Regions from separate parts of the Homo sapiens genome. Here region 1 is linked to region 2. A link is a loop called in an ENCODE intact Hi-C map of the cell type or tissue named here. Cell type or tissue: CD14-positive monocyte. All regions are shown on one strand. Each heading gives the region's core, and the rest is flanking DNA. Links, peaks and the distances in the headings are about the cores only.

The links. A loop is a pair of places that touch in the nucleus more often than their neighbours do. Peaks named below come from ENCODE experiments on the same cell type or tissue, not always from the same donor. Only the 100,000 strongest peaks of a DNase experiment are listed, where the experiment ranks them.
Region 1: a loop joins it to region 2, with 15 times the contacts of the local background. A loop is called at or near these places in 12 of 110 quality-filtered maps.

Annotation. Positions count from the first base shown.
Region 1 is chr1:161,647,035-161,662,427 of GRCh38, forward strand. It overlaps a transcript of FCGR2B not described here. Among named protein-coding and RNA genes, the nearest start is that of FCGR2B, 8.4 kb to the right of the region's middle. RefSeq lists a silencer at 401-460. In CD14-positive monocyte, for the core only: no CTCF peak of the experiment used is centred there; no DNase peak of the experiment used is centred there; H3K27me3 peaks cover 527 bases.
Region 2 is chr1:161,555,308-161,570,700 of GRCh38, forward strand. No RefSeq gene overlaps it. Among named protein-coding and RNA genes, the nearest start is that of FCGR3A, 13 kb to the left of the region's middle. In CD14-positive monocyte, for the core only: CTCF peaks have their summits at 6,294 and 6,562; DNase peaks (open chromatin) are centred at 6,184 and 7,433; H3K4me3 peaks cover 1,766 bases; H3K27ac peaks cover 2,098 bases.

The sequences.
Region 1 (15,393 bases), core at 6,671-9,170, 93 kb after region 2:
CAAAACAGGCCTGATGGGGAGGTTCCAACGCATTTGCGTTGCAGACCGTAGGTGTTAGAATCTAACTCCTAGTTTTCTACTACAACTTCAAATGCCACCCTCCTCACTAAGGGTCTAAAGCCAGAGTGCGGATGAATGAATCAAGCCTTTCTTTCTGAGTACCACTGTCTGAAGTCATGCTGAGGTCAAGAGACATTCAATCAGAAGAGCAGACCAAGTGGCTTAAGGTAAGTGCAGCCCCGGGTTCTCTTTGCTCTGGACTCTTTTTTTTTTTTTTTTTTTTGAGATTGAGTCTCGCTCTTGTCACCCAGGCTGGAGTGCAGTAGTGTGATTTCGGCTCACTGCAACCCCCGCCTGCCGGGTTCAAGCAATTCTCCTGCCTCAGCCTCCTGAGTAGCTGGGACTACAGGCACCCACCAGCATGCCCGTCTAATTTTTGTACTTTTAGTAGGGACAGGGTTTTGCCATGTTGGCCAGGCTGGTCTTGAACTCCTGACCTCAGGTGATTCCCCCCACCGCCTCGGCCTCCTAAAGTGCTAGCATTAGAGGTGTGAGCCACTGTGCCCGGCCTGCTCTGGACTCTTAATTTCACTCCCCTAGACCATTAGTTGGCTGTTTCTTGCATTAAACCACTCAGATCTCTCTTTCATTTCCTTGTAAACTGGATTCCTTCGTCCTGCAGAAGAGATGTATATTGTCCACTTTTGTTTCAACAGAGGGCAGTAGAGAACAGCAAACAGTTTACATTTCTAAGCCCAGAAGAAATAAAACAAATCCATTTACAACATTCTCCTCAGGTCAAGGTACCCAAAATATGGCACACTGTGCTTCGTGTGTTCATAAATGGGGCATGTCCTTGTGAAAGTAGGGCAGATCCCGGAGAGTCAGCGACTCGTAGACGACCCTTCGTCTTGTGAACAACAGTTTAGCTATGTGTAACTCATGGAAGGCTTTATGGAGAAGGAGTTTGATCTTGAAGGATAAGTATGAGTTGGGAAGATAGCTTTGTTCACAGAAAGCAGCATGGGCTCAAACATGGCAATAGCATGGCAAGCTTGGGGAAGTTAAGAATAGGATTGGGCAGAATCTGACAAGACCGCAATATACCTCAAGACTCTAGGTGCTGGAATCTTCAGTATGGCACATAGCATCCTGTGCCGTGGGGCAGCTGTGATATTACATACACTCTCAGATGCTATGTGCCATCCCGAAGTGTTTGAATGTCACTTTGAAGGGTTTAATATCATCCTGAAAGCAATGTAAAATCATTGAAGAATTTTGAGTAGGGTGGTGATCTAACCTATTAGGCAATTTGAGATTTTCTTGTTTGTTTTTAATTGAGGTATATCATGGTCTTGTTAATCTTTTAAACTTTAGCCACCCAGGTGGGTATACAGTGATATTGTGTTTTTAATGTGCGTTTCCCTGATAAGTAGTGACTTATTATCTTTTTATGTGCTTATTTGGTCATTTGGATATCCTTTTTTATGATGTTTCTGTTTAAGGCTTTTGCACACTTACGAATTAGCTTATCTTCTCATTGATTTTTAATAGTTTTTTATGTATTTTAGATATGTCTTTTGTCAAATATACCTATTACAAATATTCCTCCTACTCTGTGGCTTTCCTACTAACTTTTCAAATGATGTCTTAATTTTTTCTTTCTTTTTTTTGAGGCAGAGTTTTGCTCTGTCGCCCAGGCTGGAGTACAGTGGCGCAAGCTTGGCTCATTGTAACCTCTATGTTCCAGGTTCAAGTGATTCTCATGCCTCAGCCTCCAGAGTAGATGGGACTACAGGCACACACCAGCATGCCTGACTAATTTTTTAATTTTTATTTAATAGAGATGGAATTTCATCATGTTTGTCAGGCTGGAACTTTTTTTAATATTATATTTCAATAATGATTATACCAAAAATATATTTTGTATTATTTGAGAAAATCTGTAATGTATATTTGGGAGATTAATGAATACAGTTATGAAGGTCACTGAAGCATGACTCTTCTAAAACAAGTTAATAATGCATTCTACAGAAAACCTTTTAGACATTACAACCTCTAACCTAAAAAATGGAACTCTAAATACCTTTTCACCATCTCAGTAGTAATTTCTGACACATCACTTTCAGAAGGCTCATAAGCCAACTCAGATACAACCGTAATATTAATGAGGAAAGCAGTTAGTGTCAAAGGAAGAGGATTGAAAGTAGAAGTGTTATGAAACTCCTCTTTTACTTTTTTGCATGCTATCAAAATCACTGCCAATAATATGAATGTCAGGTCAATTTCCATAGGTAAATCCGTTACCTTTTACCTCTTTAAAAGAAAAGTTTTGCAGAAGAGGGCTGAAAATTTCTTGAGCCATTTCAGCACAAAGAATGGAAGTTCATTTCTCACCATGATACAACTCTACCCTGCTGTCATCTTCATTGTGATGGTGGCAGAAGTTTAGCAGGGTGCAAGTGACCACTAAATGACATCTTTTCATGAACAATTGATAAATCTTTTTGAAAACCCTATGAAAGATGAATTGGAACGGAGCAAGACTGAGGCAGGATGACTAGTTAAAGGCTTGTTTCAGCCCTTCTGCCATTAAAGGACACGGAAGCTACCATCTAAGAAGCAGAGAGCGACCTCTCACCAAAGAGTCTGCTGGCACCTTGATCTTGCACTTCGCAGCTTCTAGAGCTATAAGAAATAAACTTGTGTTGTTTATAACTAGGAGGCCGTTGTACTATTATTATTCCTATTTTATGGTTGAGAAAACCAAGGCATGGGGAAATTAAATGACTTGCCTGAAGGTTTTCTACTGCTAGTAATTGGCAAGAGGAAAAGAAACGTGCAAGAACTTTATTGATTGGATGGGAATGGTAGATACATTAATTTGAAGGATTTTGTCTTAGTAGATCTTAGAGAAAGAAGAGTACATTTGGGAGAAATAAGTGAATTTTGTTTTAGAAAAAAAAATATGCGTATGTGTGTTTTATTTTTTAGACAGAGTCTCACTCTGTTGCCCAAGCTGGAGTGCAGTGGCATGATCTCTGTTCACTGCACCCTCCATCTCTCAGGTTCAAGTGATTCTCCTGCTTCAGCCTCCTGAGTTGCTGGGACTACACGCCACCATGCCTGGCTAATTTTTGTATTTTTAGTAGAGATGGGGTTTTGCCAAGTTGGCCAGGCTGGTCTCAAACTCCTGACATCCTTGGCCTCCCATAGTTCTGGGATTACAGGCATGAGCCACTGTGCCCTGCCAAAAAAAAGTTTTGAAGTGGAAATGCCTAGTAGGTAGCTATCATTATATTATATATATTATATATGATAAATATATTAATGTATCTTTCTAGAGTTAAGTAGAAAAGTGTTGGCCGGAGATAAAGACTGAGGAGTCATCAGCATATAGGGAGTGAAGCAAGGCTCTCATTCTCAGCATTATTGACACAGGGGGCCAGATAATTCTTTGTTGTGGGGGGCTATGCTCTCCACTGGAGGACATTTAGCAGCTTTCTTGGCCTCCACTCAATAGATGCCAGGGGAAGCCCTCTCCAGTTGTAATAGCCAAAAGTGTCTCCAAACATTGGCAAATGTCCCCTGGGAGCGGGGGGCAAAACCAACTCTGTTGAGAACCACTGGTGTAGAGGAAGCCAAGAATGTAGATAAAATCATTTAGAAGTAGTAAGACATATGCAGGATCACGTTTCTTAGCCCTTTAAAGTTCATTTTCAACCTCTTTGAACATAAACATACTTTGTTTAATTTTATCTTAATTTTCATATCTAGTTTGTCAAGTTTACAAGTATTAAATTGTATTATAATGCTAAAAAGGCTTTTAAAATTACACCTCTACCTCTCCTTCCCCCTCCAGTTCTGATGCACCCTTTGAGGGGGTCTCTTCTCACTTAGAAAATTATTGATAGAGAATTATGTAGAGGACAGAAAGCTGAACAAACACCAATATTTAATGGACAGGTGAAGACAGAGGAGTGTTCAGGGAGAGTAAGGGGAGTCATCAGAGGGACACCAGGAGGGGAACCCTGGTAAGTCGTGATGAAACAGATGGTGAATGACTTCAGAGTATTTTGGCCCTGCAAACTGCAAGGGTACATCGTAAAAGACTGCATAGTGCCCCTGGGGTTCATAAATCACTTCTTAGAGAAGTGAGAGAATTCTGAGTTCTCCCTGGGCTTAGAGTAAAAAAGGCATTTCCAGTGATAGGGCCCAATGCAACATTTAGGACAACTCGGGGAAGAAAACTTTGAGATTCAGAAAGAAAAATGACTTCTTCTGCCAAGGGAGAGATAAGGAAAACTGCAGATGAGGAGATGGCCTGAGGTTTTGGTCTTGAAGGGAAGATCAGAAAACAAGGTCTGGGTTCCCGTTTATTTTGGAAGCAAAGTATTATCGTGCATTAGAAACTAGGCTCTGTACTCTTCTTTTGCTTATCTTCATATCTTAGAAAACTTTTCTTTTAAAATCTTCCAGCCAGTTTAGTTGGCCAAGAGAAAGATTTAGATATTTTGACATTTCCGCCAATATAACTTCTGATTATCTCCTTTGTGGCTGGCTAGAGTGGTGGCACTGGCATCCTAGCTCTCCAATCAAAATTTTTAAAATAAAGATCTGGCCGGGCGCAGTGGCTCACACCTGTAATCCTGGCACTTTGGGAGGCCGAGGGGGGTGGATCACCTGAGGTCGGGAGTTGAGACCAGTCTGACAACATGGAGAAACCCCATCTCTACTAAAAACACAAAATTAGCCAGTCGTGATGGCGCATGCCTGTAATCCCAGCTAATTGGGAGGGTGAGGCAGGAGAATTGCTTGAACCCAGGAGGCAGAGGTTGTGGTGAGCTGAGATTGTGCCATTGCACTCCAGCCTGGGCAACAAGAGCGAAACTCCATCTCAAAAACTGAAATAAAATAAAATAAAATAAAATAAAATAAAATAAAGATCTATGGGCATTTTAATAATGCTCTATCTGTGATTTTCAGCAGTTTAAATATGATATGTTTAGGAGTGTGTGTGTGTGTGTGTGTGTGTGTGTGTGTGTGTGTGTGTGTATTTTAGTCTGCCTATGCTTCTTTGTCCTTCTTGGATCTGTGGTTTAATAACTTCCATTATTTTTGAAAAATTGTTGGCCATTTTCTCTTTAAATGTTTCTTCTCTCCCATTCTTTCTCTATTCTCTGGGATTTCAATTACATATATGTTAGGCCAGTTTACATTGTCCCACAGTTCTTGGGTGTTCTGTTCTATTTTCTTTTTTTTTACTCCTTGAATTTAAGTTTGGGTAATTTCTATGAACCCATTTTCAAAGTACTGATTTTTTTTTTTCTCAGCTGTATGGCATCTACTGATGACCCTGTCAAATACATTCCTCTTCTCTTTTACTCTGTTTCAAAATTTGCTAACATTTCCATTTGACTCTTCATATAGTTTCTATCTTTCTGCTGAAATTCCCCATCTGTTTATGTATGTTGTCTACCTTTTCCACTAGAGCCTTTAACATGTTAAGTATGGTTGTAATTAATGGTTTGATTTTAAAATTCCCTATTTGATAGTACCAACATCTGAATCATCTTTTAGCAGTTTCTATTGCTTGCATTGTCTGTTGACAGGATTTTTAAACCTTGCTTTTCTGTGTTGGCTCATTGTTTTTATTGAATTCTGGACATTATATGTAGGACAGTAGGGACTGAGGTAAATTGCATTTATGATTGGAAATGAGCACCCCTCTTATTCTGGTAAGCTCTTAGTGTGGGCCAATCTAGTCAAGAGTTGAGCTGGGTTCGGGTTTTATTATTGCCATAGTTACCTTCAAATTCTTCTAGTGTTATCTTGTGCTTGGGTGGAGGCAGCATTTCAGTAGACCAAGAGACACCGGTATTCCCGGATGGTATTTTCTCAATTTTCCTGCACTACCCCAACTTTAGGACTTTCTAAAGTATGTGCCTGCACCTCAGAGATTCTCTCTTCAGTGGCAGAGTACTTTTGCTTCTTATTCAGTACTTGCTAGGCTGGGAGGTAGGGCAGAGGTTTATCTGTTGTGAAATTGCCTTTGCAGAATATATATATAAATAAGGAGAGAAATCTGGCTGGGCGTGGTGGCTCATGTTTGTAATCCCAGCACTTTGGGAAGCTGAGGCAGGTGGATCACCTGAGGTCAGAAGTTCGAGACCAGCCTGGCCAAGATGGTGAAATCCAGTGTCTACTAAAAATACAAAATTAGCTGGGCATGGTGGCAGGCACCTGTAATCCCAGTTACTTGGGAGGCTGAGGCAGGTGGAGAATTGCTTGAACCAGGGAGGCAGAGTTTGCAGTGAGCCAAGATCCCACCACTGCACTCCAGCCTGGGTGACAGAGCAAGACTCCATCTCAATAAATAAATAAATAAATAAATAAAAATAAAAAATAAACGAATAAAGAGAGAAATCTAACATGACTGACTCCATCCTGCTTCTAACCCACAGGCGAGTTTTTTTTTTCTTATTCTAGCATGGAGGTCAAAATAGCTATGAGTGACGTTTATAGTTAAACTTTGAGTCAAGGGAAACTGATCTCCCTCCTTGTTCAAGATTGAAACTGCATTCATAAGACAAGGTTAAAATACGGTAGGGACTTTAACTTTGCTGAAGAATAGACTCAGTTAAACAATGACCTGCCATTGCTTAGTGTGTCTTCCTCACTTCCTTGCTTTCCATGTGTCCTTACAGTAGCATGTTGCTTACTGCACCAGAGTCACGTAACCGGGGATTGCAAAATTTATAACTTCCCCAACTACTCCTATAGATAACATCACTATTGTGAACCCTGAAGAACGAGTCTTCGAGGTATTTTTCAGATTCAACATTTCAGTAGACCAAGAGACGCCACTAGGTCCTGAGATCCACCCACTCCTGGGAACTGACTTGGCTGCGTGAAGACAGCTTTAGACACCCCTGTAATTTCATCCCCAGCCAATCGATTGTTCCAGTTTCCAAGCCTCCTGCCCACCAAAGTACCCATGAAAAACCTTAGTCTCTGAATTGTCAGGGAGATGTGTTTGAGAAATTGCTGCTTGCTCTCTTCACATGGCTGGCCCTGTGATTATTAAACTCTTTCTTTGCTGCAATAGCCGCTGTTCTTATTGATTTTTTCAGGGCAGTGGCTAAGAAGAACGTGTGGGGCTGTGACAGCTGTTCTAGTCCCGCCTCAGTTTTAGTCGGGCCTTCTGTCCCTGGATCTTGAGGACAGGGCTTTTTCAGTGATCCTAGATCTCACCCAATGGTAGAAGACCTGTAATCATCTAGGCTCGGGATGGTTTCCAGCCCCTTCCCCAAGGGTAGAGAGATGTTTGTTTTTTGTTGTTGTTGTTGTTGTTTTTTCCTGTTCCTTTCCTCCAGGTGTAATGGGCTCTTTTCCTGTGCCCTGGGCCCTTCTTCCAGTGATTTAAGACATTTGTTCCTTAGAAAAAAGGATTCAGGTGGGCTTCATGCCTTTCCCAGAATGATGGCTGCTCCATTACCTAGGTATGTATTCCCTGGCCACAAGCTTTTCATGAGCTCTGGTGGAGGCCCATGAAGATGCTTCAAATGCGTAGGAATGGCCCTTGTATCATGAGCTCTCAGTTCTTGGCCACATCTGGCTTTCAGCGATTTATTAAAAATTTTAGCTGAATTCTTCTAACCCATTTGAATGGTAGCCCTGCCTTCCTTCCACGCTGTCTTACAGGTGAGCCTGTGCTCATATCCTAGCCCTCTTTAGAAACACCTGTCTTTTCTTAGATTTCAGGGTATTTGGTTGCCTCACTACCTCAGCACTCTGATGGGTTCAAGAAAAGTTATCACTTTGTGTATTATCTGTTTTTTTTCAGGTGTTTCTAATTAATACAGGTTTTTTTGGGGGGTGTTTCTAATGAAAACATTTTAATGAGGCTGGTTTTCACAGCTGTTTTTATACCACAAATCAAAATGGCCAAGTCCAAAATGAAAAATCACCAGAATGGCAGGGCATAATGAATTTAAGCACAGAAATTAGATGAAGTTATCTGTTTCTCACATGACTTGATAATCTAAAAAGCAGAAAGTAAAATGGTATGTTTTAAAAGTTATCATCAAAAGTGTCCTTGAGGTCGGCACTGACTGTGTCCTGATGGCCATGCAGGCAGGAGTTGTGCTATGTAGGTAGGCTCTGCTATTTGCTCTTCACACCTCTGGTTAGTTTACAATCTCTCCTTGTTCTAAGTTTTCACCAAAGCCTGATACTGGCTTTTGTTTCCCTTGAGGCTATGTTGTTTCTCATATAAACATGATTTCCATTTTATGACTGTCCTAACCCTTCATGGTGCAAGCCTGTTTCTCTGAGCTACTATATTCTTCATATATTTATGTTATTACTTCTTACTATTCAGAAGTACCTTAATATTCAGAACTACCCTTCAAATTGGAGGGCTCTTTTCTGACCATATTCTCAGCTGTTGGACAGGGGACAGGGACCGATCATGCTGGGTGGTTGGAAAAGCCTATGGGAGGCCAAGTAGGGGAGACCTACTGCCAGGACTATCACTCCAAGCTCGATTCTTGGGCCTTCCACCTTCACATTCTAGAGGAAAGCATATTGCCACTCATCCAAGTTGTGTGCTGTGATTGCTAGTGAAATCTGATCAGCTCCGGGGGCTCTCAGCTCTTGGCTGTCAATGCAGGGTGATAGTGGGCTACAGGGGGAGGAGGTAAAGAAGAGAGATTATGCAGATATGTCTGAAATCACAATCTTTCTGATTAGATATTTTGGCTCTATAATCAATTGTTTCTTCTAACACTCACACTTTTCCTCAATTTTTATTTATTTATTTATTTATTTATTTTGAGACTGAGTCGCTTACTCTGTCACCCAGGCAGGAGTGCAATGGCGTGATCTCGGCTCACTACAACCTCCACCTCCCGGGTTCAAGCAATTCTCCTGTCTCAGCCTTCCAAATAGTTGGGATTACAGGCACGTGCCACAACCCCTGGCTAATTTTTTGTATTTTTAGTAGAGATGGGGTTTCACCATGTTGGCCAGGCTGGTCTCAAACTCCTGAGCTGAGGTGATCCACCTGCCTCGGCCTCCCAAAGTGCTGGGATTACAGGCATCAGGCGTCGTGCCCAGCCTCAATTTTTAATTCTACGACTTTCTGCTCTAATTCAGGTGAAGCACAGGATAGGTTTGTATTGTTTTTATATCTGTCTCCTGCATGTATCCTATCTTTCCCATTGTAATGAGGGTTCCTCAGGACAGAGACCACTGTTCTTCTCATTTCTTCATTTCTTCCTCCCATCCATCCCCACCCCATCTTTCTTACCTAGCAGAGTCAACATTGGGTTAGAGCACTGCATATGGGTTGAGTAAATCAGTCACTAGTTGATCCCCATGAGTTATTGCTTTCCTGCTCAGAATTTGTTGCTATTGCCACTCTCAGTATCATTTCCCTCCAGTGATTCCTGAAGACCTCATTTTACTTCTGTAATTCTGCCAGGGACCAAGTTAACTGCAGCCTGCTCTTCTGCTCCAGTCACAGTAAACTCTTCTCCTAGGGTCTCTACTGAGACTGGAGGCCACAGGAAAGAACAGATGCTGAGCAGGAACCTCCACTGTCCTCTCGTACAAAATACTTTTCCCAGTTTCTAGAACGATAAACCGCGACCCGATTGAAGGGCTTTTCCATAAGACTACTCAACCAGCAGCAATACTTACCTTCATATTTGCAACTTTACTGAAATACCTTGGTCAGAGGAGATCTCCTTTTAATTTTTATTGTGTATTTATTTAGTAGAGGCAGAGATCTCCTTTATTTACATTCCAATCACTTTTAGGATCTGTCCTGCCTTAACAATCTGCCAATAAATGCACAAAGAGAAATGGATGATGGGAACTTGATGGTGGCAAGATTTGTTTCTTTTTTCTTTTTTCTTTTTTCTTTTTTGACAGAGTCTTGCTTTGCTGCCCAGGCTGGAGTGCAGTGGCATGATCTTGGCTCACTGCAACCTCCACCTCCTGGGTTCAAGCAATTCTCCTGCCTCAGCCTCCCAAGTAGCTGCGATTACAGGTGTGTGACACCACAGCTGGCTAATTTTTACATTTTTAGTAGAGATGGGGTTTTACTATGCTGGTCAGACTGGTCTCGAACTCCTGACTTCAAGTGATCTGGCTGCCTCAGCCTCCCAAAGTGTTGGGATTACAGGCGTGAGCCACCATGCCTGGCTGACACGATTTGTTTCAAACTGGCCCTGGACCCGGCACCCTCCCTTCTGCTTCTGACTCCTCACACATCAGTCCTTCTTCTTTGGATACCTGATTAATGGACATTTCCGGTTCTCGACCCTTCTGCTTTCTCTCCAGGGGATGGCTTACATCTTCCTTCCTGGCTAGCACCTTTTTAGGGTGGCACTTACAGTAAGCTATCTCTTTGTCCTCACCCTTCTGTGTGTTGCCCCAGAGATGAGCCTGCCCAGGGGTTACCTAAGATCTCAACTCTCTTCTGTCCCTGACAGGTTGTGGCAGACTGGGCACCCTCATACTGAAAATCATCATTGAAGAGAGAGTAGAATCTGGAGCTTCATAGAGGTGGAAAGTTGTGATAACTTTCCTTGCCCATCATGAGCGTCATAGCTGACACTCCTATAACAAAAGATGAGTTAGCAAGAGAAAAGTTTGTCAAAGTTTTATTTTATTTTATCAAAATTTTACATGATGCAGGAGCCTTCTGAAATGAAGACCCAAAGACTCAGGGAAGACTCTGTTTTTATGCTTAGGTTCAATGAGGAATGCCTAGCCCTGTAGAAATGTGACTGGATAAAGGGTAGAGTCTGATGCTAACAGACTGATGGGGAAAACTTAGCAAGGCCTGTGTGTTTAGATTCTTCTTGGCCTGTGTACCATTCCTTCCTCCTGGGTGTGGGGCAGTACTCCTCTGAAACGAGGGTCTTTAATGACTTTTCTCAGTTGCTTTGCATTTGCTTCTTTGTGAAAGATCAGTTGACTCTATTCATGTGAGCCTATTTGGGGGCTCCCTATTCTGTTCCATTAATCTATTTGTCTGTTCTTTCACCAATAATTGGATACTTTTTACAAGTTCTTCCTGGTTCTAACCACCATGTTCCTAATGATGATAAGCATTGACTAATTTCCAATTTTACCCAGTGTTGCCAGCTGGGGCACAGAAACAATACCCCAATATATGGCACTTTGGCCTGCTGAGTGCTTTGAACTAAGGGAGATTGGAAGACCTCAGAAGCAAGGTCTCTCTGACATTCTCTTGCCCTTCTGTCCTTTACCCTTCCTTCTCCCCTGAAGCAAGTCATAGAAACCAAAATCCCTCTTCCCCAAAGCAAGCCATAAAACTTAGAAATGTTACTCTCTCCCTCCTCCCTGGCTGAAGTGATCCACCCACTTTGGCCTCCCAAAGTGCTGGGATTACAGGTGTGAGCCACCACTCTTGGCCGGGTATTTGCATTTCTAATGGGTTGTTAGAGATGATGATGCTTTAACACAAAGACCTGAATTCCCTGAGGAGGTGTGGCTGATGCTTAGACCTGGCTGAGGCCTCTCCAACCAGAGCCTCCATCAGTCAATCATCCTTTTTGTTTGTTTTCCTGGTGCTTGCCTTCTCTGCCAGGCTTCCCTCTCCTTTGGGGTTGGCAGCTGACTGTAGTGCCTGGCTGTCTCAGCTTGTGGGGAAGTGGCTATAAGGAGGAAACTGTAGAGAGGATTGATAAAAACAACCACAGGGATTCACTGAGCCTGTGGTCAGGATATTAAGAGGAAGAGAAACAAAATTCAACCAAGCAGAACAAAAAGAAAGGAGTACATTCTGAATCAAGAGGCTGGAATCTGAGAGTATGTAAAATTGGAACCATTTGAGTTTATAACATTAATCTGCCTTCCCAAAGTGGGTCTATAAACACTAGTCCCAACTGGAAGCAGAGACTAGATTCTTCTAGCCTTTTAATGATAATAATGATTAAGACTAAATTTATATGGCAGGTTCTGTGTTTAGCATTATTTATGGATTTTCTCATTTAATCTTCATGTTATAAGGTGAGTACTAATGTAATCTCCATTTCACAGATGAGACAACAGAGCTTACAAAGCATGAATAGGCCAGGCACGGTGGCTCACACCTGTAATCCCAGCGCTCTGGGAGGCCGAGGTGGGCAGATCACTTGAGGTCAGGAGTTCAAGGCCAGCCTGGCCAACATGGTGAAACCCCGTTTCTACTAAAAATACAAAATTAGCTGGGCGTGGTGGCACATGCCTGTAATCCCAGCTACTCGGGAGGCAGAGGCTGGAGAATCGCTTGAACCCAGGAGGTGGAGGTTGCAGTGAGCTGAGATCGTGCCACTGCACTCCATCCTGGGTGACAGAGCAAGACTCTGTCAAAAGAAAAAAAAAAGGATAAATAAGATATCCAAGACTGCACAGCTGATAAGAGACAAGATGAGGCTCTTGATCTGGGTCTGTCTCCAAGCATCTTCATTATGGGTTCTCATGATTTTTGAGTTATTCATACTTTTCCCCTTACCAGAATACACATTTTATATAAAATCGTCCCTTTCAAAGAATTCTCCTTTCTTTTCTTCCTTAGAGAAAAGTCTTGCTCTGTTGCCCAGGCTAGAGTGCAGTGACATGATCTCAGCTCACTGCGACTTCTGCCTCCCGGGTTCAAGCGATTCTCGTGCCTCAGCCTCCCAATTAGCTGGGACTAAAGGCATGCGCCACCACGCCCAGCTAATTTTTATTTTTTATAGAGACAGGGTTTCACCATGTTGGCCAGGCTGCTCTTGAACTCCTGACTTCAAGTGATCTGCCCACCTAGGCCTCCCACAGTGCTGGGATTACAGGTGTGAGCCACTGGGCCCCGCCCAAGAATTTTCCTTTCTGACTGACATATTTCAGTTTTAATAAATAGTGTGCCCCTCTATTTTAACCATTTTGTTTTAGAAATATCTCCTTGTATTTTGTGCTTTCCCTTTCCCAGCCGTGATGGGAAAAAGAGACTCATTTCTGTTTTGATTTAGTGTCCTTGGAAATGCCCTACCTGATTCTGTGTCTATCTCCTTTAATAAGTCATCTAAAAGACATTGTCTGGTTCTTTTGTCTCAGTCAAATGTCTAGTAGTGGTATTTGGATCCTGAGACAATTCAGGGAAGTAGCATGTGCACTGTGTAGGACTTCCTGATCATTTTTAAATCGTGGCACAGAGAAAACCACACAAGTAAAGTTATAAACAAATGAGGCTGCTTACAGCCAGGGGCAACTGGCCCTACCTGGCTATTCCTAGGCCTGAGAGCCACTCATTAGTTCTGTGTGCTGGTTACTCATACAAGGCATGTAGGTGGTCCCTGCATACTGTTTGTGAAGCTCATTTAGTGTTGTAGAAAACCTAAGTCTTTAGCGTCAGGCAGACTTGGTTTCATATTCTGACTCCACCACTTATTAACCATGTAGCTTTGGACAAATCATTTTAACTTCTCTGAATCTAAGTTCTTCATGTGCAAATGAGGGTGATAATACTTATCTTCTGGGATTGTTGAAAATTAGAAATAATGTGAGTCTAGTGCCTCCTCCATAGTAATAATGTGAAAGGAAAATAAAAACTCAGGATTCCAATACACTGTGCCAAAAGAAAAAACAAATTAAACTGAAAGCTGAGTCGTGCAAGATACTGACTTTCCTTTGGATCCTAAGCAGATAGCTACAGAGAAAAGATTAAAAATCTCCGTAGATGGCCAGGTGTGTTGGCTCATGCCTGTAATCCCAGCGCTTTGTGAGGCCAAGGTGGGTGGATCACTTGAGGTCAGGAGTTCAAGACCAGGCTGTCCAACATGGCAAAACCTCAGTTCTACTAAAAATACAAAAAAAAAAAAAGAAAGAAAGAAATTAGCAGGGCGTGGTGGCAGATGCTTGTAATTCCAGCTGCTTGGGAGGAGGAAGCAGGAGAATCGCTTGAACCCGGGAGGCGGAGGTTGTAGTGAACCGAGGTCACACCTCTGCACTCCCGCCTGGGCGACAGAGTGAGACTCTGGCAAGAAAGAAAGTAAAGTAAAGTAAAAAGAAAGAGAGACTCTGGCAAGTAAGAAAGAAAGAAAAAGAAAGAGAAAGAAAGAAAGGAAGAAAGAAAGAAAGAAGGAAGGAAGGAAGAAAGGAAAGAAAGAAAGAAAGAAAGAAAGAAAGAAAGAAAGAAAGAAAGAAAGAAAGAAAGAAAGAAAGAAAGAAAGGAAGGAAGCAAGAAAGGAAGAAAGAGAGAGAAAGAAAGAAAGGAAAAACTCCACAGGTTACTCGTTTCTACCTTATCTTACATGAAGTGCCAATTTACCGAGAGCAAGACAGCACATAATTGACTATTCCCCTACCTGCTACTTTTCCCTTACAACACGTGGATTACCATACTCTTCCTCTTTCCCCTCCAGCCTGCTTTTCCTCTAAATATTGAAACCCTCAAATTCATCTTTGGAGAAAGTCACAGACCACATACTGTTTCTGTGATTCTGTGTTGTTTTCTTCCAGGCATGTCCTTAACCTTGGCAAAATAAACTTCTAAATTAATTGCCACCTGTCTCAGATACCCTTGGTTTTACAGTAAGAATTCACATGCTTACATAGTAACTATTAATTTTGGTTTCTTAGTGTGTTACCTATATATTGTATGCCTTTGTTTCTAATGATATTTATAAAGTATTGATGCCAGCTCATTGTTATCACATTGCCAGTTAAAAAAAAAACTAATTTTTAACCTAAAAATTAGATAAGAGCTGGAGATGGATCTGGGGGTAGAACGGGGGCAGTAGTAAAAGCACGCGTCAGAGTGGGTGGGGCTGTCGAAGGTTTCTGAAGACCACAGAGTGTGATAACAAGGTTTTACAGTGTCATTTCCTTAAGTATTAAAGTATTACAGCCTGCTTCCTGAGAAGGCATTTGGGAAAGAGTCCCCAGAAAGGGGCCCCAGGAGAGATTCCAGAGAAACTCGTGTTTTGGAGATGTTGAGGGTGAACAAATGGTAATGAGGATGATGACAGAACGCAAGAAAAGAGAACTAGCATTCACCGGACACCCACGATGTACCAAGCACTTTGCTAACCCTCATATTCTCTTTTACTTTCCAAAAACCTGTAGTACTGTGGTTCTCAGCCAGGGGCAATTCATCCCCTGGGGAACACTTGCTAATATCTGGGGGCATATTTGTTTTCACAACTGGGAGTGCCACTGGCATCTAACAGGTAGAGCCCAGGAGTGCTGCGGAACATCCTACAATGCTCAGGGAAGGTCCTCACAAGAATAATTTGGCCCACAATGTCCATAGTGCTCAGGCTGAGAAACCGTGCTTAAATGGTAGGCACAATAATCTTCACTTTTACAGATTGGAACCTGACACTCTGAGAAGCC
Region 2 (15,393 bases), core at 5,078-7,577:
GATTGGTCAGGGATGAAATCACAGGAAGTTGAAGCTGTCTTCTTGTTCTGAGTCAGTTCCTGGGTGGGCACCACAAGATCAGATGAGCCAGTTTATTGATCTGGGTGTTGCCAGGTGATCCATCAAGTGCAGGGTCTGCAAAATATCTCAAGCACCGATCTTAGGATCAGTGCTTAGGAAGGGTCAGAATCTTGTAGCCTCCACCTGCATGATTCCTAAACCATAATTTCCAATCTTGTGGCTAATGTTAGTCCTACAAAGACAATCTAGTCTTCAGAAAAAAAGGAGGTCTGCCCTGGGAAAGGGCTGTTATCATCTTTGCTTTAAACCACAAACTATAAACTAAGTTTCTCCCAAAGTTAGTTCAGCCTATGCCCAAGAATGAGGAAAGACAGCTTGGAGGTTAGAAGCAAGATGGAGTCAATTAAGTTAGATCTCTCTCACTGTTTCAGACACAATTCTGCAAAGGTAGTTACAAGAGAATGGGAGTTTTTGTTTTCTTTTAAGTGAAAGATACGAGCTTGGTTATAGGTCTTTGGGAAGAAGCCAGCAGGGTGGGAGAAGTTGGATGCCTAACAGGGACGGAACACCTAGAGAAGCAAGTGTGGGTCCTGAGGAGATGGGAATGGGACATGGACAGGGAGTTGGCTGTGAACTGGATACGGATTACCTCTCGCTCTGAGCTGAAGGCAGGAGCTGAGGGGGTACATATGCAAATCCATTTTCAGATGTTGAGTGACCATCCACATCTGCTGGTCCTGATTTTCTTGGTTAAGGAGGAGTCAAAGACACTTGTCGAGAAAGAGTGGGTAACAGTTGTGGTGGGGGTTTGAGAACACCAGAGTTGAGAATGGCCATTGTGGTGCATGGGAGAAGGAGCCGACTGTTTGTATGTACAAGAATTACCAAGAATTCCAAACAGTTGTAAGGATTGCCAAGCAATGCCAAAGGTCCAGCTGAGGTGGGTCGCTGTGCATTTGTAGCTGGAGCAGTCTTCAGTGCTGATAACATTTCTCCAGTTGTACTCAGTGCCAACTGCTGTCTGATTAGCCTGCTGAAAACGGTCCTGAGCAGGAGTGGAGGGAAGTCCTACAACCTGTATTACCTCCAAAGCAGCTCAACCAGACTGAGGAAATGCTAGAATGAAGGTATGTGGGCTTTCAGTGAGCTCATCCAAGACAGGTAGTCAAGAAGGCTGTGAGAAAGGTAGGCTGGCCTGGCAGTCTTTGGTATAGTCCAGCAGTTGAATTCCAGTTACCTATTGCTGTAACTGTAGAAAAAACAAACTCAGTTCCTCCCACTATGCTCTCACAACACATTTCTGACAACAGATATGTGGGGATTTCTCTCCACTGGCAAGCAAGCAAGCAAGCAAGCAAGCAATTCAGCAGTGGGCACCAACTGGGTGTCTTCTAATCCAGTGGTCTCCAAAATTTTTGGCACCAGGGATTGGCTTCATGGAAGACAATTTTTCCTCGGACAGGGGTAGGGGGGTGGGGGATGGTTTCAGGATGATTCAAGTGCATTACATTTATTGTGCACTTCATTTCTATTATTATTACAGTGTAATATTTAATGAAGTAATTATACAACTTACCATAATGTAGAATCAGGGGGAGCCCCGAGCTTGTTTTCTTGCAACTAGACAGTCCCATCTAGGGTGATGGGAGACAATGCCAGGTCATCAGGCATTAGATTCTCATAAGGAGAATGCAACCTAGATCCCTTGCATGCGTACTTCACAATAGGGTTCATGCTCCTGTGATAATTTAATGCCACAGCTGATCTGATAGGAGGAGGAGCTCAGGCGGTGATGTGAGCCATGGGGATCTACTGTAAATACAGATAAAGCTTTGCTCCCCACCTGCCCCTCACTTCCTGCTGTGCAGCCCAGTTCCTAAGAGGTCACTGACAACTACAGGTCTGGGGATTGGGACTTCTGCTCAAATTCAATTGAATTCCAACACTATCTAACTGGAAATAGCATCAGGTGACACAAGTGAAGGGCTCAGTCTCACAAGACACTTCTGATACTCCAGGATGAAGCCCCAGGTTGTTTTACCTGTGCTTTTGACCAACCAGTTATAAATGGGGGTTCCCACCACCTGCATCTTGGGTTCAATTAATTTGCTAGAGTGGCTCTCAGTACTCAGGGAAACATTTACATTTATCAGTTTGTGATAAAGAATATTACAAAGGACACAAGTAAAGAGTACATAGGGCAAGACCTGTGGGAAGGGGCTTGGAGCTTCCATGCCCTCTGGTGCACTACCCTCCAAGAACCTCTCTGTGTTCGGCTCTCTGGAGGATCTCCAAACCCTGTCCTTTTGGGTTTTTATGGGAGCTTTATTACTTAGGAATGATTAATTAAGTCATTGGCTATTGGTGATCAATTCAACCTTCAGCCCCTCTCCACTTCCCAGAGGGAGTTTGGAGGGTGGAGCTGAAAGCCCCAATCCTCTGACCTTGCCATGATCTTTCTTGTGCCCAGCCCCTGTTATGAAGCTACCTAAGAGCTGCCAGCCATCAGTTACCTCATTAGCACACCAAAAGACATCACTTTGGAGATTCTAAGGATTTTAGGAGTTGTATGCCAGGAAAAAGGATGAAGACTGTATAAAGGACCCTTGACATAACTAACTCCATCTTAGAAAAAGACTCCATTTTATATTTCGTAGGGCATTTGGCCAACAAGATAAAATGTTCTAAGAAACAAATTAAAAATGATAAAGACTGCATCCGACCAAATAAGGCCACAGACAAGCACACTCTTCCAACTTTCAGTTCTTATCACAGGACTCCACGACTAAAAGAGAAGGCCTTCAGCAGCTTGAAATGGCTATCTTAGCTGACACTGTCTTGCAGTCACTCATGATGATAATTTGGCATCTGCCACTGAAGGCTCTGCCACCTCAGACTCTTCTTTGCAAGACCAACGGGTAGCCAGGCCCAAACCAGGCCTCCTTTGTTCTTCTTAGATCCTCATCAACAGGCTTATTAACCCTTTCTCCTGTCTCTTTTTCCTCTTGATGTTAAATAGTACTTAGTTTGTTGTGGAACGTTTAACCTATAACATTTATGTAAATGTTATAGGTAGAGAGGATTGCCATATTTGGGAGAGAGGGTCTCTCTCTCTCTCTCCCACTGGACGTGAACAAGGGCTCATTTTGTCCTAAGGTCTTGCTGGCAGCTATCCTTAAGACTTTATAACATTTAGGAAGCTATACAGCTTCTCTTTCTGCTGTAGTCTAATCACCAGAAGTTATAAGCCCACCCAGATTCAAGGGTAGAGGATGTAGGCCTCATTTCTTGATGGAGAGAGTGTCAAAGAATTTGCAGCCGTGTTTTAGTGCTGCCACAACTAGCTACTCTAATACACTTTAAAGATTTCTTGATTCTTCGGTGGTGTGATTAGAGTAAAATCCTGAAAAATAGAAAGGCCTGGGGGAAGGGGAGACTGTAAGATCTAGGGAAGGGAAGATTTTTTATCCTATTCTAAGAACAATCACAGGAAGAAGGGAGGTAGTTGGTACTAACTAGAAAGAAGCAAGTCAGACAGACATTATCCATTCATCCCCTCCCAGGTCCAAGAGTTTGCTTACGATTATAAACAGCAAGAAGACTGTATTTCGTGATGCTCTCTTAGCTCAGGGCTACAGAGCAATGCTGTTGTATGTAGGAAAGAATGATTTCTTGAACTTGAATCCACAGTAGGTTCTGAGTTTTTTCCAACTCAACAATTGCTATGACTCAGTTAACTCAACAAATAGAATATGATGTACTAGCCTGATATCCATCCCTCTCCCTCCCTTCTAATATAACCTTGATTCTATTCAGGAATCACCCTCATATGCAGAGGTGGATCTTGACTGATCTAAGCCACTCAGGGTGTAGCATTCCCCTGGCTTTTATTGGTTAAGTGGGAGAAGACGGAACTTTGTCCTAAATAGGGCCAATCTGGTAGAGGGGAGTGCCATGTTTGGGAGAGATGATCTCTCTCTCCCACTGTACATGAACAAGGGCTCATTTTGTCCTAGGTTCTGCTGGCAAAACCTAAGATTTTGAAGGCAGCCAGTCTGAGGTCAATGCCAAATAGCCAAGGAGGACAGAGTGGAGGGATAGAATATGGTCTTGGTGACATCACTGAGCTTCTAACGCAACCAACCCAGATTTCTTACAATTTCAAGTAAATTTCCCTGCTGTTTAAGCCAATTTAAGTCAGGGCTTGTTACCTTCATCCAAAGGCATCCTAGTGAATACCTTGGTATTTACTGAGTACCTACTAAAAAGATAAGAAACTCTCTTTCTGGAAGGAGCTAATAATGAACAGGGGAGGAAACTTGACATTTAATGAAGAAGAAAGAAATGCTGACCTGGAGACCAGGAGCTCTAGACCTAGCTATGTCACCCAGGGTGACCACCGATTAAATTGTCTAGATCTCAGTCTCTACAATCATGAAATGAGAAAGTGGAGTGTGGACTGTATGTTTGCTAAGATCTCCTCTGGCTAAATTACTGTGTCTTAATGTCAACTAGAGGAAATATGATGCCCCCACTTTTTTTTTTTTTTTTTTTGGTAAGCATCAGTGGTCCACAAAGAATTTAACAATTGGTACCAACAGAGAGGCAAAAAATACCTTTTTTTTTTTAGACAAAGCCTCACTCTGTCGCCAAGGCTGGAGTGCAGTGGCATGATCTCGGCTCACTGCAATCTCTGCCTCCCGGGTACAAGCGATTCTCCTGTCTCAGCCTCCCAAGTAGCTGGGATTACAGGCATATGCCCCCATGCCCAGCTAATTTTTGTATTTTTAGTAGACACGGGTTTTCGCCATGTTGGCCAGGCTGGTCTCGAACTCCTGACCTCAGGTGATCCACCCATCTCGGCCTCCCAAAGTGCTGGGATTACAGGTGTGAGCCACTGGGCCTGGCCAAGAAGGAATATAATTGCCTTTTAAGAAAATATTCTGCTTGCTTTCTTTTTTAGAGATGAGGTCTCACTGTGTCAGCCAGGCTGGATTAAAAAACTCCTGGACTCAAGCAGTCCTTCTGCCTCAGCCTCCTGAGTAGCCAGCACTACTGCCTGGCTTCTACTTGCTTATTTTAATATTAATAACAAAATATAGTAAGCTCTGAGCTTTAAATACAATAGATATCAAAATTATTTAATAAAAAATATTCATGGTCCCAGCATGGTGGCTCATACCTGTAATCCCAGCACATTGGGAGGCTGAGGCAGGAGCATTGCTTGAGGCCAGGAGTTCAACACCAGTCTGGGCAACCTGGCAAAACCCCATCTCTTAAAAAAATTCAAAATAAGCCAGGCCTGGGGCTACATGCCTGTGGTCCCAGCTACTTGGGAGGCTGAGGCGGGAGGATCACTTGAGCCTGGGAAGTGGAGGTTGCAGTGAACTGTGATCGTGCAACTGCACTCCAGCCTGGGCAACAGAGCGATACCCCGTCTCAAAACAAAACAAAACAAAATATTCACCATTATGTGTCTAGTAAAGTGAAGAAAAGAAATAGGAAAGGAAACTGTCAATATAAAAGAAAAGGGAGGAGAACAGGCAGAGTTAGAGACATAAAGACACAAAATGGGATGGGACTTAGAGGAAAACCAGTGAGAGAAAACTCAGAAAGACACAGTTACTGGGACAGTAAAAAACAAAACAAAACAAAAACCCACAAAAAACTGAGAGAGACACCCAGGTTTTCAAATATGGTGTCTTAAAAATAGATAGAAAATGCATGAAGAGCAAGGCATCTACTGAGAGGTCTGGAAACAGACACACCTCGAGATACATCATACAAAGGCAGTCATGGGACAAGGAGAGAACACTTTCACAAAACCAGGAAGAGATAGACAGACAACAAGGGAAAAAAAGCACATGGGATTGAAGCAGATTTTGTGGGATGACCTTAAGCTGCACCTGTTTTCTTTGGCTGTGGTTATTAAAATAATATGACCTGTTGACATACAAGAACTTTCTAAAATTTTATGCTATAGCCAAGAGTGAGTTTTAAATGCCCTGCCTTGTGCTATCTCACATCAGAACATGCTTAGATGCCTCCCAGACTTGCAAGTTTTTAAAGTTTCAAAAAGAGAGTGATGGCGATGTGTTATGGGAAGGATACTGGCCAAGGAGGAAGGAAATCTCAGTTTTGGTTTCGGTCTGACAGGGGTCAGTTGTCAAGCCACTTCTCTTCCCTGAACTTGTTTCCTCATAGCAAAGTGAGGTAATCGGGCTAGATTATATCTAACTCTTTCCATCTTAAATATTCTCTAATTCTGAATGTTGCCTTCCAGTGGTAATTTCTAGATATTGCAGAATGTAGTAGCCTTTGTCTTCTAAAAATCCTAATGAAGGCAGCTTTTGGGAGCCAAAAGGATTTTCTAGCAGAGCTAGCAAGTTATACTTCTAAGAGTTAAAAGTTAATTATAAAAACTAAATTCATGCTTCTGCTCATGTGCAAAATCTTCAGAATCTACCAGAACAATACAAGGTAACACCAAAAAGAAAACTTAGTTTTTGAAAAAGTTTTTGAAAAAGAAGTGGAAATACTGTTTTGTGTTGTTCTGTTTTTATCCGTGCCATCCCACTGGAGAAGAGAGAAAGGTTGGCAACATCATTGGGAGTATGAGCAGAGCTCAGAACCATCCCTAGAGACTCAGTCCTTGTCCCTTTCGCCAATATTTTGTTATTGTGGCTTTAAGCACTTTTTGGTTTGAAAATACACGCGTGATCTATATATGTTCTTGTTGCAAATAAGTGAAACAATTCGGACGTAAATAAAATAAAAGTAACAGTGAGATTTAATGACTCCCTCCCCCAATTTCACTCCCTTCCTCAGAGGTAACCCCTTAGAAGCTTGTAGTATATCTTTCCAGAACTTTCCCCATACACTTATATTCATATAAGCACACATCCACCTATATGTATTTATATTTTCTTCATTTTTGTTGTTATTGTTAGCATAGTACATAATGCATATTATTCTGCAACTTCCTTTTTTATAATGATTCCACATATACATAAACACCATGTTGTTTCACCATGTTGGCCAGCTGGTCTCGAACAACTGCAAACTCCACTCAACATCTTTCACATTTCACGTTAAATGGGAGGAGAAATGCTTAAAAAATGTATTTGAGGGTGTGTGGAAAGGAAGAAATGGTATTACTTTGACTTTCTTTTTTTTTAAAAAGATTTGGGTCATTTTGGCCACCAAAACAGGAACTTTATCCTGTATGGGCAGTTGCCTACTGCACAGCCATTTCTTCCCTTCTTCTTTGCTAACGGAACTTGATTTCGTTTAGCAATGTTGTGGTCATGAGCTGTAGAGAAGCCTAGACCTTTTCCAGCCTCAGTGTGTGAACTTTCAGTTAGTCTAAACCAGTGGTTCTCAAATTTGAGCTACATCAGAGCCATTTGGAGGGCTTGTTAAAAACACAACTTGGTGAGCTCTACTCTACCCTCCGAGTTTCTGATTCTGGTGGGGCTTGAGAATGTGCATTTCTAACAAGTTTCCAGGTAATGCTGATCTTGGCACAAGGACCACACTTTGAGAACTGCCGCTCTAAGCCAATTATGGTGTTCTATTGTCTTGCCATGCTTAGGACTAAGCATATGATACAGTTCTGGACAATTAATCCTCAGGGATAATCTGCTAGAGGGATTCTGGGACACAGGAAGTAACGAGTTCTTTCTCAGTCTTTGGACATGGTGATGCTTAAAGATGTGATGCTGGGAGCTACTACGGCAGCCAACTTGCTTCCAGAGAAGACTGGCTGACATGCTGAGAGTAGCAAAGCAAAGAGAGGGAAGAATCTGGGTTACTGATGACATTATTGTAGATTAAACAGCTCTGGAGCTGCCCTAACTTCAAGAAACTTAATATGTGAGATAGTAAAACATTTATTGTTATTTAAGCCATTTGAGCAGAATTTTCTGTACTTGCTTCAGAAAGCCACCTAACTGATTCATTCATACCCCTCTCTCTCAGTGCTCAGGGAGACTCCAGCTGATGTAGCAGCAGAGCAATTTACTTGAAGCATGATTTTGGATATTTTAGGTTGTTTCTAATTTTCATTATCATTCAGTAGCTCTGCAAAGAGTAACAGTGCTTTTGTATATTTTGGGATATTTCCAAAGGTCATTTTCCCAGAAGCAAAATTACAATGTCAAAAGTACATGAATTTCCAAGGTTTTGATAGTTTTTCCAAATCTCTTTCCAAAACAATTGTTTTAATTTCTACCCTATTCAGAAATATATGCAAGTTCATTTAATCACGTTCTTTTTTCTTAATTGTGGGCAATTTCATAGCTGAGAAATGGGGTCTCATAATTTTTATTTGCATTTATTTGATTACTAGTGTGGAATCAACATTTACCATGTGTCTGTCAACCAGTTGCATTTCCTCTTTCATATTGCTATTAGATGGAAAGCACTTAGCACCATGTCTGGCCCTCTTGGATATTTATTTTTTGTTTAACTAAATGTTTTTGGGTTTCTCTATTGATATCCCTGCCTTTGCCTATTTATCAAAACTCTATGTTCTTCTCATTAATTTCTTATATAATAAAAATACCCCTTTGCAGGGAGACATGAATTTTTACACATTTTTTTTCCAGTTTGCAGTTAGTAGTTTGTTTTTGGTTGGTTTTAGTTTTGTATCATTCCGAAATTTAAAAGTTTTATGAAGGTGTTTTCTTTTCTTTCTTTCTTTTTTTGTTTTTTTTTTTTTTTTTTTTTTGAGACAGAGTCTCACTCTGTTGCCCAGGCTGGAGTGCAGTGGCATGATCTCCGCTCGCTGCAACCTTTGCCTCACTTCCTGGGTTCAAGTGAGCACGTTCGGCTAATTTTTGTATTTTCAGTAGGGACGGGGTTTCACCATGTTGGCCAGCTGGTCTCGAACTTCTGACCTCATGTAATCCGCCTGCCTCCGCCTCCCGAAGTGCTAGGATTACAGGCATGAGCCACCACGCCTGGTCTCTTTTCCTTCAGAGAATTTACTCAAGATTCAATTCTATTATCCTCTGGTGTATCCATAGCTTGATTCGTGTGTTTCACTCTATGATCCTTATGAAACAGATTTGCTTGTATTCTGAGAGGAGCTGTCTGCTTAACAACTTGCCTGGCTCGAGGGGCTTACTAATGCCTTTTAGCTCCCTGCTTTTTGACTCTCTTTACAACTCTCCTTAGAACCCAACAAAAAGAGACATAAAATAAGTGACATAAAAATGTGAAATGCTTAAACCATTTATTTTACATTGCTGACTTTTTTCCATGTATCTTTCCTTTCTGATTAGTACTTAAAATCAAGGCAGAAGCACCTTAAAGATAGAAATGGCTAAATATTCTTGAACCTTTCAATCGTAGGATGCCAGAACAGGCCTCTAGCGTAGAAAATGTCTATACTGAGATCAAAGAGTCTCCCCTAGAGCAGAGTTTGTTGTATTCTGAGTATGAGGAGAGTAGGACAGTGTGATGGAGCTGCAGTGGAGTAAATGGGTTTTGGTATCACAGTGCTTTACAGAACACATTAAGGAGTTTGGGTTTTGTCGTGAGGGTGTGGGGAGCCACTGAATTATTTGAAGCAGGAAAGTGACATAATATAATTTGTACTTTAACAAAATTACTCTGGTTGCTGCTTGTAAATAGGCTGGAGGAGTAAGACTGGGAGCAGAAAGATGAGTTGGTCTCTTGCGGTAGTCATGGTGGCAGATGAAGATAGCCTCAGGCTAAGGTAATGGTGGTGGGGTTGAGATATTTAGCAAGGAGAACTGGCACAATTGGATGTGGGTTATGAAAGAGAATGTGGGAATCACAATGATATCCAGATTCCTGCCTTAGGAGGTGCCATTCCCTGAGGTGGGGAATATGATGGAAAGAAGCTTAGCTGGAAGGGGTTGTGGAGAGATGGTAAGTTCAGGTTTGGATATTCTGCGTTTGAGGTGCCTGTGGACATAGCAGGGGAGTGGTCAATATCAGCTGGGTAACTGGAAGGAGAAATCTGGGCTAGAGCTAGAGACACAGACTGGAGCTGAATTGTGCTTTTAGAAAATTAACTGGAAGCCAAAGAGATGACTCCTTATTTGCTGATACCTTGCAGCAGGTCTATTTCCAGTGACAAGGAGGCAAGTTTGAATTGGTTAGAGCCTCATTCACAGTTCTTCAAATGTTCTTGTCAAGTATTTACTTGCTACTAAGGAGGATGGCTTCAACCTTCCCCAGGACCATTTTCCAGCATCCTTCAGCATGTTTGCTTAGGACCAAGTTCCCACCCTACTGAATTTTACCCTTGCTGGAGACACATGCACTTGATACAGTTAAAGGGCAAAACAGGCCTGATGGGGAGGTTCCAACGCATTTGCGTTGCAGACCGTAGGCGTTAGAATCTAACTCCTAGTTTTCTACTACAACTTCAAATGCCACCCTCCTCACTAAGGGTCTAAAGCCAGAGTGCGGATGAATGAATCAAGCCTTTCTTTCTGAGTACCACTGTCTGAAGTCATGCTGAGGTCAAGAGACATTCAATCAGAAGAGCAGACCAAGTGGCTTAAGGTAAGTGCAGCCCCGGGTTCTCCTTGCTCTGGACTCTTTTTTTTTTTTTTTTTTTTTTTTGAGACGGAGTCTCCCTCTGTCGCCCAGGCTGGAGTGCAGTGGCGGGATCTCGGCTCACTGCAAGCTCCGCCTCCCGGGTTCACGCCATTCTCCTGCCTCAGCCTCCCAAGTAGCTGGGACTACAGGCGCCCGCCACTACGCCCGGCTAATTTTTTGTATTTTTAGTAGAGACGGGGTTTCACCGTTTTAGCCGGGATGGTCTCGATCTCCTGACCTCGTGATCCGCCCGCCTCGGCCTCCCAAAGTGCTGGGATTACAGGCGTGAGCCACTGTGCCCGGCCTGCTCTGGACTCTTAATCTCACTCCCCTAGACCATTAGTTGGCTGTTTGTTGCATTAAACCACTCAGATCTCTCTTTCATTTCCTTGTAAACTGGATTCCTTTGTCCTGCAGAAGAGATGTACACTGTCCACTTTTGTTTCAACAGAGGGCAGTAGAGAACAGCAAACAGTTTACATTTCTAAGCCCAGAAGAAACAAAACAAATCCATTTACAACATTCTCCCCAGGTCAAGGTACCCAAAATATGGCACACTGTGCTTCGTGTGTTCATAAATGGGGCATGTCTTTGTGAAAGTAGGGCAGATCCCGGAGAGTCAGCGACTCGTAGACGACTCTTCCTCTTGTGAACAACAGTTTAGTTATGTGTAACTCATGGAAGGCTTTATGGAGAAGGAGTTTGATCTTGAAGGATAAGTATGAGTTGGCAAGATAGCTTTGTTCACAGAAAGCAGCATGGGCTCAAACATGGCAATAGCATGGCAAGCTTGGGGAAGTTAGGAATAGGATTGGGCAGAATCTGACAAGACCGCAATATACCTCAAGACTCTAGGTGCTGGAATCTTCAGTATGGCACATAGCATCCTGTGCCGTGGGGCAGCTGTGATATTACATACACTCTCAGATGCTATGTGCCATCCCGAAGTGTTTGAATGTCACTTTGAAGGGTTTAATATCATCCTGAAAGCAATGTAAAATCATTGAAGAATTTTGAGTAGGGTGGTGATCTAACCTATTAGGCAATTTGAGATTTTCTTGTTTGTTTTTAATTGAGGTATATCATGGTCTTGTTAATCTTTTAAACTTTAGCCACCCAGGTGGGTATACAGTGATATTGTGTTTTTAATGTGCGTTTCCCTGATAAGTAGTGACTTATTATCTTTTTATGTGCTTATTTGGTCATTTGGATATCCTTTTTTATGATGTTTCTGTTTAAGTCTTTTGCACACTTACGAATTGGCTTATCTTCTTCTCATTGATTTTTAATAGTTTTTTATGTATTTTAGATATGTCTTTTGTCAAATATACCTATTACAAATATTTCTCCTACTCTGTGGCTTTCCTACTAACTTTTCAAATGATGTCTTAATTTTTTCTTTTTTTTCTTTTTTTTGAGGCAGAGTCTTGCTCTGTCGCCCAGGCTGGAGTGCAGTGGCGCAAGCTTGGCTCATTGTAACCTCTATGTCCAAGGTTCAAGTGATTCTCATGCCTCAGCCTCCAGAGTAGATGGGACTACAGGCACACACCAGCATGCCTGACTAATTTTTTTATTTTTATTTAATAGAGATGGAATTTCATCATGTTGGTCAGGCTGGAACTTTTTTTTAATATTATATTTCAATAATGATTATACCAAAAATATATTTTGTATTATTTGAGAAAATCTGTAATATATATTTGGGAGATTAATGAATACAATTATGAAGGTCACTGAAGCATGACTCTTCTAAAACAAGTTAATAATAATGACATCTTTTCATGAACAAGCAATTGATAAATCTTTTTGAAAACCCTATGAAAGATGAATTGGAATGCAGCAAGACTGAGGCAGGATGACTAGTTAAAGGCTTGTTTCAGCCCTTCTGCCATTAAAGGACACGGAAGCTACCATCTAAGAAGCAGAGAGCGACCTCTCACCAAAGAGTCTGCTGGCACCTTGATCTTGCACTTCGCAGCTTCTAGAGCTATAAGAAATAAACTTGTGTTGTTTATAACTAGGAGGCCGTTGTACTATTATTATTCCTATTTTATGGTTGAGAAAACCAAGGCATGGGGAAATTAAATGACTTGCCTGAAGGTTTTCTACTGCTAATAATTGGCAAGAGGAAAAGAAACGTGCAAGAACTTTATTGATTGGATGGGAATGGTAGATACATTAATTTGAAGGATTTTGTCTTAATAGATCTTAGAGAAAGAAGAGTACATTTGGGAGAAATAAGTGAATTTTGTTTTAGAAAAAAAATATGCGTATGTGTGTTTTATTTTTTAGACAGAGTCTCTCTCTGTTGCCCAAGCTGGAGTGCAGTGGCATGATCTCTGTTCACGGCACCCTCCATCTCTCAGGTTCAAGTGATTCTCCTGCTTCAGCCTCCTGAGTTGCTGGGACTACATGCCACCATGCCTGGCTAATTTTTGTATTTTTAGTAGAGATGGGGTTTTGCCAAGTTGGCCAGGCTGGTCTCAAACTCCTGACATCCTGGGCCTCCCACAGTTCTCGGATTACAGGCATGAGCCACTGTGCCCAGCCAAAAAAAGTTTTGAAGTGGAAATGCCTAATAGGTAGCTATCATTATATTATATATATTATATATGATAAATATATTAATGTATCTTTCTAGAGTTAAGTAGAAAAGTGTTGGCCGGAGATAAAGACTGAGGAGTCATCAGCATATAGGGAGTGAAGCAAGGCTGTCATTCTGAGCACTATTGACACATGGGGCCAGATAATTCTTTGTTGTGGGGGGCTATGCTCTCCACTGGAGGATATTTAGCAGCTTTCTTGGCCTCTACTCAATAGATGCCAGGGGAAGCCCTCTCCAGTTGTAATAGCCAAAAGTGTCTCCAAACATTGGCAAATGTCCCCTGGGAGCGGGGGGCAAAACCAACTCTGTTGAGAACCACTGGTGTAGAGGAAGCCAAGAATGTAGATAAAATCATTTAGAAGTAGTAAGACATATACAGGATCACGTTTCTTAGCCCTTTAAAGTTCATTTTCAACCTCTTTGAACATAAACATACTTTGTTTAATTTTATCTTAATTTTCATATCTAGTTTGTCAAGTTTACAAGTATTAAATTGTATTATAATGCTAAAAAGGCTTTTAAAATTACACCTCTACCTCTCCTTCCCCCTCCAGTTCTGATGCACCCTTTGAGGGGGTCTCTTCTCACTTAGAAAATTATTGATAGAGAATTATGTAGAGGACAGAAAGCTGAACAAACACCAATATTTAATGGACAGGTGAAGACAGAGGAGTGTTCAGGGAGAGTAAGGGGAGTCATCAGAGGGACACCAGGAGGGGAACCCAGGTAAGTCGTGATGAAACAGATGGTGAATGACTTCAGAGTATTTTGGCCCTGCAAACTGCAAGGGTACATTGTAAAAGACTGCATAGTGCCCCTGGGGTTCATAAATCACTTCTTAGAGAAGTGAGAGAATTCTGAGTTCTCCCTGGGCTTAGAGTAAAAAAGGCATTTCCAGTGATAGGGCCCAATGCAACATTTAGGACAACTCGGGGAAGAAAACTTTGAGATTCAGAAAGAAAAATGACTTCTTCTGCCAAGGGAGAGATAAGGAAAACTGCAGATGAGGAGATGGCCTGAGGTTTTGGTCTTGAAGGGAAGATCAGAAAACAAGGTCTGGGTTCCCGTTTATTTTGGAAGCAAAGTATTATCGTGCATTAGAAACTAGGCTCTGTACTCTTCTTTTGCTTATCTTCATATCTTAGAAAACTTTTCTTTTAAAATCTTCCAGCCAGTTTAGTTGGCCAAGAGAAAGATTTAGATATTTTGACATTTCCGCCAATATAACTTCTGATTATCTCCTTTGTGGCTGGCTAGAGTGGTGGCACTGGCATCCTAGCTCTCCAATCAAAATTTTTAAAATAAAGATCTGGCCGGGCGCAGTGGCTCACACCTGTAATCCCGGCACTTTGGGAGGCCGAGGGGGGTGGATCACCTGAGGTCGGGAGTTGAGACCAGTCTGACAACATGGAGAAACCCCATCTCTACTAAAAACACAAAATTAGCCAGTCGTGATGGCGCATGCCTGTAATCCCAGCTAATTGGGAGGGTGAGGCAGGAGAATTGCTTGAACCCAGGAGGCAGAGGTTGTGGTGAGCTGAGATTGCGCCATTGCACTCCAGCCTGGGCAACAAGAGCGAAACTCCATCTCAAAAACTGAAATAAAATAAAATAAAATAAAGATCTATGGGCATTTTAATAATGCTCTATTTATCTGTGATTTTCAGCAGTTTAAATATGATATGTTTAGGAGTGTGTGTGTGTGTGTGTGTGTGTGTGTGTGTGTGTGTATTTTAGTCTGCCTATGCTTCTTTGTCCTTCTTGGATTTGTGGTTTGATAACTTCCATTATTTTTGAAAAATTGTTGGCCATTTTCTCTTTAAATGTTTCCTCTCTCCCATTCTTTCTCTATTCTCTGGGATTTCAATTACATATATGTTAGGCCAGTTTACATTGTCCCACAGTTCTTGGGTGTTCTGTTCTATTTTCTTTTTTTTTATTCCTTGAATTTCAGTTTGGGTAATTTCTATGAACCCATTTTCAAAGTACTGATTTTTTTTTTCTCAGCTGTATGGCATCTACTGATGACCCTGCCTAATACATTCTTCTTCTCTTTTACTCTGTTTCAAAATTTGCTAATATTTCCATTTGACTCTTCGTATAGTTTCTATCTTTCTGCTGAAATTCCCCATCTGTTTATGTATGTTGTCTACCTTTTCCACTAGAGCCTTTAACATGTTAAATATGGT